Regions from separate parts of the Homo sapiens genome. Here region 1 is linked to region 2. The links are chromatin contacts, found by Hi-C or POLR2A ChIA-PET in ENCODE. All regions are on one chromosome and are shown on one strand. Each heading gives the region's core, a stretch centred on a gene start or an enhancer-like site at or near the end of the contact. The rest is flanking DNA. Distances are from core to core; before and after follow the strand shown.

The links. Hi-C counts contacts between places; a loop is a spot of excess contacts on that map. ChIA-PET counts read pairs that join two places held with the same protein, here RNA polymerase II (POLR2A). Pooled maps may share reads with other maps.
Region 1: a loop to region 2 is called in a pooled map, with 2.8 times the contacts of the local background. The contact joins two enhancer-like sites. A Hi-C loop is called at or near these places in 1 of 168 maps with a recorded cell type or tissue (endothelial cell of hepatic sinusoid) and 2 of 50 pooled maps. POLR2A ChIA-PET finds 5 or more read pairs at or near these places in 8 of 52 experiments (A673, GM10248, Panc1 and 5 more).

What each region holds. Positions count from the first base shown.
Region 1 is chr20:49,244,783-49,250,091 of GRCh38, reverse strand. ZNFX1 (zinc finger NFX1-type containing 1) reads left to right here. Exons shown (of 14, transcript NM_021035.3): 14 at 381-4,192. The coding sequence ends at 2,825. Among named protein-coding and RNA genes, the nearest start is that of DDX27, 28 kb to the right of the region's middle. Within about 2 kb of position 2,116, at least 3 of the 41 ENCODE cell types and tissues checked have a DNase peak (open chromatin) inside an H3K27ac peak, as active enhancers do.
Region 2 is chr20:49,129,003-49,134,779 of GRCh38, reverse strand. All of the region lies in intron 6 of STAU1 (staufen double-stranded RNA binding protein 1), which reads left to right. It also overlaps the pseudogene ARPC3P1. Among named protein-coding and RNA genes, the nearest start is that of STAU1, 56 kb to the left of the region's middle. Within about 2 kb of position 1,424, at least 2 of the 41 ENCODE cell types and tissues checked have a DNase peak (open chromatin) inside an H3K27ac peak, as active enhancers do.

The DNA of each region.
Region 1 (5,309 bases), core at 867-3,366, 110 kb before region 2:
GTAGAGACGGGGTTTCACCATGTGGGCCAGGCTGGTCTCAAACTCCTGACCTCAGGTGATCCACCCACCTCGGCCTCTCAAAGTGCTGGGATTACAGACGTGAGCCACTGTACCCAGCCAGCTTTTTTAAATATTAACATCAAACAAGTATCTTGAAAACTGAAAGAGACATAATCTTTTATTTTCATAACTTGCTGTGGCCCCAAAATGAAGCACACAATGACTAACTAAAGAACTAAAGATAGTGATGTTGAGTGGACAAAAAGCTTTCCAAGGTCTCTCTCTGGAGCAGAGTAAGTGGCCAGTGCATGTCAAGAGAGGAAGAAAAAAACAAGTGCCATGAGTGAACCTTTTAACATGTCACTTCTTTTCCCTGTCAGGGGGTGTCTTCCAACCTTTTCTTTGTAGAACACAACTTTCCTGAACAGGAAATCCAAGAGGGCAAAAGCCATCAGAACCAGCATGAGGCTCACTTTGTGGTAGAGCTGTGCAAGTACTTCCTGTGCCAGGAATACCTGCCTTCCCAGATCACCATCCTCACTACCTATACCGGGCAGCTCTTCTGCCTGCGCAAACTGATGCCTGCCAAGACATTTGCTGGCGTCAGGGTCCATGTTGTGGACAAATACCAAGGGGAAGAGAATGACATCATCCTCCTCTCGCTAGTGCGGAGCAACCAAGAAGGCAAGGTGGGTTTTCTGCAGATATCCAACCGCATCTGTGTGGCCTTGTCCCGAGCCAAGAAGGGAATGTACTGCATCGGAAACATGCAGATGCTGGCCAAGGTGCCCCTGTGGAGCAAGATCATTCATACACTTCGAGAGAACAATCAAATAGGCCCCATGCTCCGGCTCTGCTGCCAGAACCACCCTGAAACCCACACCTTAGTATCCAAAGCTTCTGACTTCCAAAAAGTACCCGAAGGAGGCTGCAGCCTGCCCTGCGAGTTCCGCCTGGGCTGTGGGCATGTCTGCACCCGTGCCTGCCACCCTTATGACTCTTCACACAAGGAGTTCCAATGCATGAAGCCATGCCAGAAGGTCATCTGTCAGGAAGGGCACCGGTGTCCCCTTGTTTGCTTCCAGGAGTGTCAGCCTTGTCAGGTGAAGGTGCCCAAAACCATTCCTCGGTGCGGCCATGAACAAATGGTCCCTTGTTCCGTGCCTGAGTCAGATTTCTGCTGCCAGGAGCCTTGCTCCAAGTCTCTGAGATGTGGGCACAGATGCAGCCACCCATGTGGTGAGGACTGTGTGCAGCTGTGTTCAGAAATGGTCACCATAAAACTCAAGTGTGGGCACAGTCAACCGGTAAAATGTGGTCATGTGGAAGGCCTCCTGTATGGTGGTCTGCTAGTCAAGTGTACCACAAAGTGTGGCACTATCTTGGACTGCGGGCATCCTTGCCCAGGCTCCTGCCACAGCTGCTTCGAAGGGCGTTTCCATGAACGCTGTCAGCAGCCCTGCAAGCGCCTGCTTATCTGCTCACACAAGTGCCAGGAACCATGCATTGGTGAGTGCCCACCCTGCCAGCGGACCTGTCAGAACCGCTGTGTCCACAGCCAGTGCAAGAAGAAATGTGGGGAGCTGTGTAGTCCCTGCGTGGAACCCTGTGTCTGGCGCTGCCAGCACTACCAGTGCACCAAACTCTGCTCTGAGCCCTGCAACCGACCCCCATGCTATGTGCCTTGTACTAAGCTGCTAGTTTGTGGCCACCCCTGCATTGGTCTCTGTGGGGAGCCATGCCCCAAGAAATGCCGGATCTGCCACATGGATGAGGTCACCCAAATATTCTTTGGCTTTGAGGATGAGCCTGATGCCCGCTTTGTGCAGCTGGAAGACTGCAGCCACATCTTTGAGGTGCAAGCCCTAGACCGCTACATGAATGAACAGAAGGATGATGAAGTCGCCATCAGATTGAAAGTCTGCCCTATCTGCCAGGTGCCCATCCGCAAAAACCTGAGGTATGGAACTAGCATAAAACAGCGGCTAGAAGAGATTGAAATCATCAAGGAAAAGATCCAGGGCTCAGCAGGGGAAATAGCAACCAGCCAGGAACGGCTTAAGGCCCTGCTGGAGAGGAAGAGCCTCCTCCACCAGCTGCTTCCTGAAGACTTCCTGATGTTAAAGGAGAAGCTGGCCCAGAAAAATCTGTCAGTGAAGGACCTGGGTCTGGTTGAGAATTACATCAGCTTCTATGACCACCTGGCCAGCCTGTGGGATTCCCTGAAAAAGATGCATGTCTTAGAAGAGAAAAGAGTGAGGACTCGACTAGAACAGGTCCATGAGTGGCTGGCCAAGAAGCGCTTGAGCTTCACTAGCCAGGAACTAAGTGACCTCCGAAGTGAAATCCAGAGGCTCACATACCTGGTGAACCTTCTGACCCGCTACAAGATAGCAGAGAAGAAGGTGAAAGATAGCATAGCAGTAGAGGTCTATAGTGTCCAGAATATCCTTGAGAAAACATGTAAGTTCACCCAAGAGGATGAACAACTTGTGCAGGAAAAGATGGAAGCTCTGAAAGCCACCCTTCCCTGCTCTGGCCTGGGCATCTCAGAGGAAGAGCGAGTGCAGATTGTCAGTGCCATAGGTTATCCTCGTGGTCACTGGTTCAAGTGCCGCAATGGCCATATCTATGTGATTGGCGATTGTGGGGGAGCCATGGAGAGGGGCACGTGTCCTGACTGTAAGGAAGTGATTGGTGGCACAAATCATACTCTGGAAAGAAGCAACCAGCTTGCTTCTGAAATGGATGGAGCCCAGCATGCTGCCTGGTCTGACACGGCCAACAACCTGATGAACTTTGAGGAGATCCAGGGGATGATGTAGGAAGATGGTACACCACTGCCTTTTGCCCTCGCCACTGAATGACTGGGGCCAGCTCCCTAATGAAGGAACTGAAGTTTGTTTTTTATTATCATCCTTTTTAGGCTGGGCGCAGTGGCTTACGCCTGTAATCCCAGCACTTTGGGAGGCCGAGGCAGGCGGATCACGAGGTCAGGAGTTCGAGACCAGCCTGACCAACATGGCGAAACCCCGTCTCTACTAAAAATACAAAAATTAGCTGGGCGTTATGGCGGGCGCCTGTAATCCCAGCTACTTGGGAGGCTGAGGCAGAAGAATCGCTTAAACCCAGGAGGCGGAGGTTGCAGTGAGCTGAGATCATGCCATTGCACTCCAGTCTGGGCGACAGGAGCAAGACTCTGTCTCAAAAAAAAAAAAATCATTCTTTTTAGTCTTAGCACCTACTTAAGGATCCACTTTTAGGGCTCACCCACATTTGTTTCTAGATTTACCCCTGCGCTAGAGTAAGCACTTTATCTCCAGAACTGAGAGCAAAGTTAACAAATCTCACCCCTTCTCTCCTGCAAATTAGTGGACAGACTCCCTGGAACATGTTTGGGGCTTCCACCTAGGGCCACCTAGTGGTATCTCTGGGTCTTTACTTGGTCAGATGTTTATTCTACATTGTTCCCCAGGAACAGAGTATGAGCTCATTGATGCAGACCGATTCTAATTGCCAGGCCCTAATTTGCAGACTAACTCTCATAATAAACAGAGGCCCATAGTTGTTTATGAACTGCTTATCCCTTAAAGGAGCACAAGAACCCCTCCCTGCCCTCCTTGGGCACCCTGCCTCCAGGAGATGGAGGCACGTGATAAGACAAAAGACTGCACCAACTCACCCTGACACAGTTACATAGTCACTGAGAGTGGGGAAGATGGGACAGCCCACATGCTGCATAAGATGGGCCTTATGCAGCAGGCCCAGGTCGTCATTAAGGAGTGACCCCTTTCCTGTAACCTGCACTTTGGGATGGTAGAAGTTTCTTTACCTGCTGACAGGTTTGGTGGCACTGCTGGTTACCCCTGGGCCCTGAATGGAGCTAAAATCACATTTGGTACCAGCAGCACCTATCCCAAGTGTGATCCTTCATCCCAACACTCCCTCTTGGAGCTGTTCCCTGGGTAGAGCTAGCATGCCAGCAGCTTCTGCAGGCTCCAAACCCAGGCCAGAAGCCAGACCCAGGCCTGCTGCCTGCATCTGCATTCCCTCCTTCCAGTGTTCCTTAGAACAGACATTTAGGTATCTCAGGTCCTTTCTAAGTGTCCCTTTCCTATGTATGCATTTCCTTTTTTTGTCTTTACTATGCACTTTAGCTTATAAAGCCAATTAAAAACAATGATTGAGAAAATCAGTGGTCCACGTGTATCCTCAATTTTCAGAAGCAACTCAGCCAAAGACAGTGAAGACGGGCACAGGGAAGGCACTGTCTACAGTGAGGCTGTGATTTTGTTTTTGTGATACAGGATTTTTATTTAGCTGGTGAATGAATCATTTTTACCCACGGTAAAAAGAACATTTTTTCAGCCTGTACAAAAGGGTATACCTGAAGTTTCTTTCTCCAGAGGCAAACCCTGTTAACTTCCTGAGTCCTCCCAGAGAGAACTTATGCACATGCAATACACATCCCTTAGGCCAGGCATGGTGGCTCACATCTGTAATCCCAGCACTTTGGGAGGCCACATTGGGCAGATGGCCTGAGCCCAGGAGTTCAAGACCAGCCTGGGCAACAGGGCGAAACCATCTCCACAAAAAAAAAAATACAAAAATAAGCCAGGTGTTGTTGCTTGCACTTGTAGTCCTAGCTACTCCAAAGGCTGAGGTAGGAGGATCACCTGAGCCTGGGGAGGTCGAGGTTGCAGTGAGCAGTGAAGCCACTGCACTCCAGCCTGGGCAAGAGTGAGACCCTGCTTCAAAAAAAGGAAAAGGAAAAGAAAAAGTACACAGTTCTGCACTTGGCTTTTTTAGCCTAATAACCTACTTTCTGTAAAATCCAGTAAGACAGTAGTCTGAACTGTACTCCATCACACAGTTGTGCCATCATTTTCTGAATTGGACCCTCTGTTGGTGACTTAGGTGCAGCCTGAATGAATAGCTTTGAACACACTCTTTAGTATCTAGGGTATGTGCTACTGGATAACTTATAATTTTTAAGCTGGGGGTAGGGTGGTAAGTACTCCCTGAAATTATAACAAACTATACAGTTTTCCAGGTGGGGCCCCACAGCTTTCATCTCATTCTGAGTCAGAAAAGGATGAGAACCGACGTTCTTACAGGATCAAAACTGGTTTTTGGCCAGGTACAGTGGTTCAAGCCTGTAATCCCAGCACTTTGGGAGGCTGAGGTGGTGGATCACCTGAGGTCAGGAGTTCAAGACCAGCCTGGCCAACATGGTGAAACCCTGTCTCTCCTAAAAATACAAAAATTAGCCAGGCATGGTAGCGGGCACCTGTAATCACCGGTATTTG
Region 2 (5,777 bases), core at 175-2,674:
GATTCCCAGTGTATACATTTCTTTCTCACCTTGACTTTTGGAATTGCACTTTTGGAGTTTTTTCAGACATTCAGAAATGTAGAGAGTTAAATATATCAAGGTCCTATCAGCTTCATTCTTAATTTCATAGTTTTTGAAGAAGACATTGGCCTTGAAGTAATAGTTGGCTTCATCCACAATATCTGTATCTTTTGTCTCTCTGGGGGCAGGTCCTTTGAATTGACTTCTGATAGGTAACAGTGCTATGTTTCCGATGAGTTTGGTGTCAGGATCCATGAGAGAAGAGTAATGAGCCGGCATCTTGGCGGCGCCCGGGTTTCAACCCAGAGCTTTTTTTTTTTTTTTCCCTGAGATGAGTTTCACTCTTGTCGCCCAGGCTGTAGTGCAATGGTGTGTTCTCGGCTCACTGCAACCTCCACCTCCCAGATTCAAGCGATTCTCCTGCCTCAGCCTCCTGAGTAGCTGGGATTACAGGCATACGCCACCATGCCGAGCTAATTTTGTATTTTTAGTAGAAACGGGGTTTCTCCATATTGGTCAGGCTGGTCTCGAACTCCTAACCTCAGGTGATCCACCCATCTCGGCCTCCCAAAGTGCTGGGATTACAGGCGTGAGCCACCTTGCCCGGCCCAGTAAGGGAGAATTTTTAATGTTTACCTTAGAAATAAGGTCTGACCCACAGCAGATTCTTTGCAGATTCTTTTGATTTACGTGCTTGATTATGGCTTATTTCTTAAAAAGCCTATCTGAAGCTTATATTCCTGTAAAATATCTTTGAAGTATTCTTTACAGTTACAGGTGATGTATACCTTCTCCTCCTATGTGCTAGCACCCTAAACTTAACCCAGCTTCAGTGCTCCATCCTTTGGCCGAGTGATGATGATTTCTCACCTCACCCTGCTGATGCCTCTCTGCCTGCCATGGGCCAGAGGTGGGATTGTAGTTGCCAGGGCTCCCTACTGTGGCCCACCTGGGTACGAGGGCTTGTTTGTTCCTCTCCATTCCTCTGACACTCATTCCTGCCCCTCCACCCTCAGTGGGTAAGAGCAGGTTTACACTGTTCTCTTGGAGTCCAGAGCACCGACATGGATCTAGGGCTGGAATCTTCTCACCTGGCCCTACATTCCCTCCCTGGCCTTTCTCCCTCCATCAGTGGAGGCTGGGATGCACTTGGGGAGGGAATGAGACAGGGGACATTCAGAATGGCTGTTTGGGCTCACAGTTGAGTGGGAAAAAGATGGGAGCTGCATCCCAAGGAGTCATGAGGTCTCCCCCGGCACCTGTTTCAGGAAAGGGGAGAAGTGTTGCTTTTCTCCCCTGCTGACAGATTAGTCTGTCATGAGAGTGGATTTTTGCAGGTTGTGGGGGAGGGGTACCAAGACCGTGGGGAGTGGGAGATGCCTGGCTGGCTTCCCGGGTCACCTCATGTGCAGAGTTGACGGCTTGGGCCAGAGCCTTGGATTCCTGAGAAGCTTACCACCTGCTCACTCTTGCTGCTACCCAGAGTCACTGAGATTTCTGGAAACTTAGAGATTGCTATTTTATGTTTTTGTTCTGTGGGATTTGGGGTCAGATTGCTTCCTTTCCTCCTTCACTTTTGTTAAGGTTTCAGATCTGGCTCTCAACTCTGTGTTCAGGAATCTTGACAGTAGTCACATAAAAGAATTGTAGGAGTGCCCTCTCGTGGTGATCTTTTAAAGTAATTTATCACAGCTTGCATGTAGTTGGTGGCGTGAGTGCTTATATTCATTAACTCAAATATCAGGAATTTTTTACTAGCTTGCATTATTATGTTGAGCAAGGTCTTTCCTTTCTTTTGCCGCTGGAAGGTTGCCTGGCATGTATTAGATGTTTAGGAAATAGTTACTGAATAAATGAACAGAATAATTTTTGATTAAGTTTTTGGTAATTAAATCTGTCACATAGGAAGCTTCGTTAGGTGTTTTAATAGGGGAAGACAGGAACAGTTTTTTGGAAAAATATATACAGCTTGACTTTTGTTTTGTTTTGTTTTGTTTTGGAGATGGAGTTTTGCTCTTGTTGCGCAGGCTGGAGTACAATGGCACGATCTCAGCTTATGGCAACCTCCACCTCCTGGCTTCAAGCAATTCTCCTGCCTCAGCCCCCTGAGTAGCTGGGATTACAGGTGCACACCACCATGCCTCACTAATTTTTGTATTTTTAGTAGAGACAGGGTTTCACCACGTTAGCCAGTCTGGTCTTGAACTCCTGACCTCAGGTGATCCACTCACCTTGATCTCCTAAAGTGATGGGATTATAGGCATGAGCCACCGTGCCCAGCCAGTTTGACTTCTGATAAAACATACAGTTTTAGTTAGAAAATGTGATGGTGCTGATGGATACGGTCATCGGGAGACAATTGTGACATGCTCACACCACATGCAATCCAGGTGATCCTCCAGATTTAGATTGGGGGGATCTTGATGTGGGCAGACAATGCAAGCCGTTGGAGAGGGCCAGGGTGGGCTGTGCATTTGAAGTGAGCCATCAGGGTGGCTGACCTGTCCCTCCAAAGTCTAACCTGAGGACAGGGAAAGCACTGTTGTGGGAAGAAGTGTTTCAGAATCTCTGCCCTTGGGTGTGGGCGGCACCTATGGGAGTTCTTTAAAATCAGTCCACGGGTGCCTAAGCAGGCCAGGTCCTTCCCACACCTCTGCTCCTGGCCACTGTGCTGAATTCCTACCCCCCATTCTCCGCTACCTCCTTCCCCTACACCAAAAAAAAAAAGAGTGCATCCATTTTGGAGGCTCACTTTTCTTACCTAGACATTTTTTCAATTTTTTACTTCAAAAATTTCAAATCTATCTAAAAGTTACAAGAATAGGACAATGAATATAACTTTCACTTAGATTAACCAGTGGTTAACATTTTACCATATTTGCTTGCTCCTTCCTTCCTTTTGTTTTTTTTTTTTTTGTGACGGAGCCTAACTCTGTTGCCCAGGCTAGAGAACAGTGGCATGATCTCGGCTCACTGCAACCTCTGCCTCCTGGATTCAAGCAATTCTCCTGCCTCAGCCTCCTGAGTAGCTGGGATTACAGGTGCACGCCACCACACTCGGCTAATTTTTGTATTTTTAGTAGAGATGGGATTTCACCATGTTGGCCAGGCTGGTCTTGAACTCCTGACCTCAAGCGATCTGCCTGCCTTGGCCTCCCAAAGTGCTGGGATTACAGGTGTGAGCCACTGCACCCAGCCTGCTTTTTCTTTTTCCATAAATATACATATTATTTTCTGTTTTTTACTTTGCTGGATTATTTGACAGAAAGTGGTAGATATCATACCCTTTAACTCCTAATATTTCAGCATGTATCTCTTAAGAGCAAGGACATTCTCTTAAATAACCACAATCTATTAAGTAGAGGAAATTTAGCATTGCTATAGTACTGTTACCTAATACACATCCTACATTCACATTTCACCAGTTGTCTCAATGATGTCCTTTATAGAAATGTTTCTTCCGCTCTAGTGTCTGATGCAGACTCACACCTTACATTTAGCTGACCTTTCTCTTTAGTCTCTGCAGTATCTTTAGTATCTGCAGTACATTCTCAGCCTTTCTCTGTGTTTCATGACATTGACATGTTTAAAGGTCAGTTATTTTTGTACAGTGGCCCTCAATTTGGGTATTTCTGATGGATTACTTATGATTAGGTCTGGTTATGTGTTTTTTGGCAGGATCACCATGGGAGTGATATTGATCCTTCTCAGAGCATCATTTCATGTCACTTTGTAATTAACTCCTAACCTCTGAGGAGATGTTTGAAGGCTGGGCCTTCACAGGTCTCCCCGGTGGTTCCAGCAATCTTTTTTTTTTTTTTGAGACGGAGTCTCGCTCTGTTGCCCAGGCTGGGGTGCAGTGATGTGATCTCAGCTCACTGCAACCTCTGGCTCCCGGGTTCAAATGATTCTCCTGCCTCAGCCTCCCAAGTAGCTAGGATTAGGCATGCACCTTGGCCTCCCAGAGTGCTGGGATTACAGGCGTGAGCCACCACACCCACCCCTCAGGGATCTTGATGATTCTTGCTGGCATTGATTATCACTGTGGTAGATGTCAAAATTATGATTTTTGGCATTTCCAAGCTGGCATTCTACAGTAAAGAAAAAGTTTCCTTCCTCCCCTCTTATAGTAATTATATCGGTATAGATGCATTGCTGCTTTTTTTTAAACCCAAAGTATTACTCCATTGTTATCGTCACCCATTTTGATGTCCAAATTGTCCTTTAAATTGGCCCTTGTGCCCTTTAACATGCCCCCATCAGTTATTTTTTGGATGAAGGGGTGGTCAGGCTTCTTGAGGTATAATTTACAGTGAAAGTCACCCTGTGTAAGTGCACAGTTCGATGTGTTTTGATAAGTGTATATGGTTCTGTAACCAGCACCATAGTCAAAACAGAACATCTCCCACCCAGTAAAGTTCCCTGTGTCCCTTTGCAGTCAGTCTCTCCCCTCTGTCCTCAGGCTCTGGCAAGCATTGATCTCATTCTGTCCCTATAGTGTTGCCTTTTTAAGAATATTACATAAATGGAAAATAGAGTATATTGCCTTTTGTCTGACTTCTTTAACTTAGCTTGGAGTCATTATTCATGCTGTTGTGTGTTTCAGTAGTTTGTTCCTTTTTATCACCAAGAGTGTTACATAGTGTGTACACACTACAGTGTATCTATTTACCAGTTGAAGATTTGTATTGTTGTGAGTTTTTGGTGATTATTAATAAATCTACTGTAAACATTTATATACATCTGTGGAGACATGTTTTCATTTTTCTTGAATAAATACTTGAGTGGATTTGCTGAGTTGCATGATAAATAAATAACTTTATAAGAAGTTGGCTGGGCTCATGGGCTCATGCCTGTAATCCCAACACTTCAGGAAACCAAGGTGGGCGGATCACTTGAGGTCAGGAGTTAGAGACCAGCCTGGCCAACATGGTGAAACCTCGTCTCTACTAAAAATACAAAAAATTAGCCAGGCATGTGCCTGTAATCCCAGCTACTCATTAGACTGAGGCATGAGAATCGCTTGAACCTGGGAGTCAGAGGTTGCAGTGAGCCGAGATCATGCTACTGCACTCCAACCTGGGCGACAGGGCGAGACTGTCTCAAAAAAAAAAAAAAAAAAAAAAAAGTTGCCAAACTGTTTTCTAAACCAGATGTATCATTGTGCATTTCACCTGCAATATATGAGAGAGGCTTAGTTGCTCTACATCCTCTCCAACACTTGGGTATTGTCAGCTTTTAAAATTTTAGTTATTCCAGCCTGGCCAACATAGCGTAACCCCTTCTCTACTAAAAATACAAAAATTAGGTGGGCATGGTTGTGTGCACCTGTAGTCCCAGGTACTCAGGGGGCTGAGGGAGGAGAAACGCTTGAACCCAGGAGGCAGAGGTTGCAGTGAGCCAAGATCGCGCCACTGCGTTCCACCCTGGGTGACAGAGTGAGACTCCGTCTCAAAAAAAAAAAAAAAAAAAAAAAAATTTTTTTTTAAAGTCATTCTAGCAGGTAGTCAGTAGTATCTTGTTGTGGTTTTAATTTATATATCTCCATGAAGACTAGCAATACTGAGCTTCTTTTCGTGTTTTTATTTTACTATTTTCTTTGATGAAATATAGGTTTATATCTTGCCAGTTTTTTTGAGTGTCTTTTTATTATTGAGTTTTGGAGGTTCTATATATATTCTGAATTCAAGTTTTTTCTCAGATAAGTATTTTGCAGATATTTTCTCTTAAGTCTGTGGCTTGTCGTTTGATTTTAA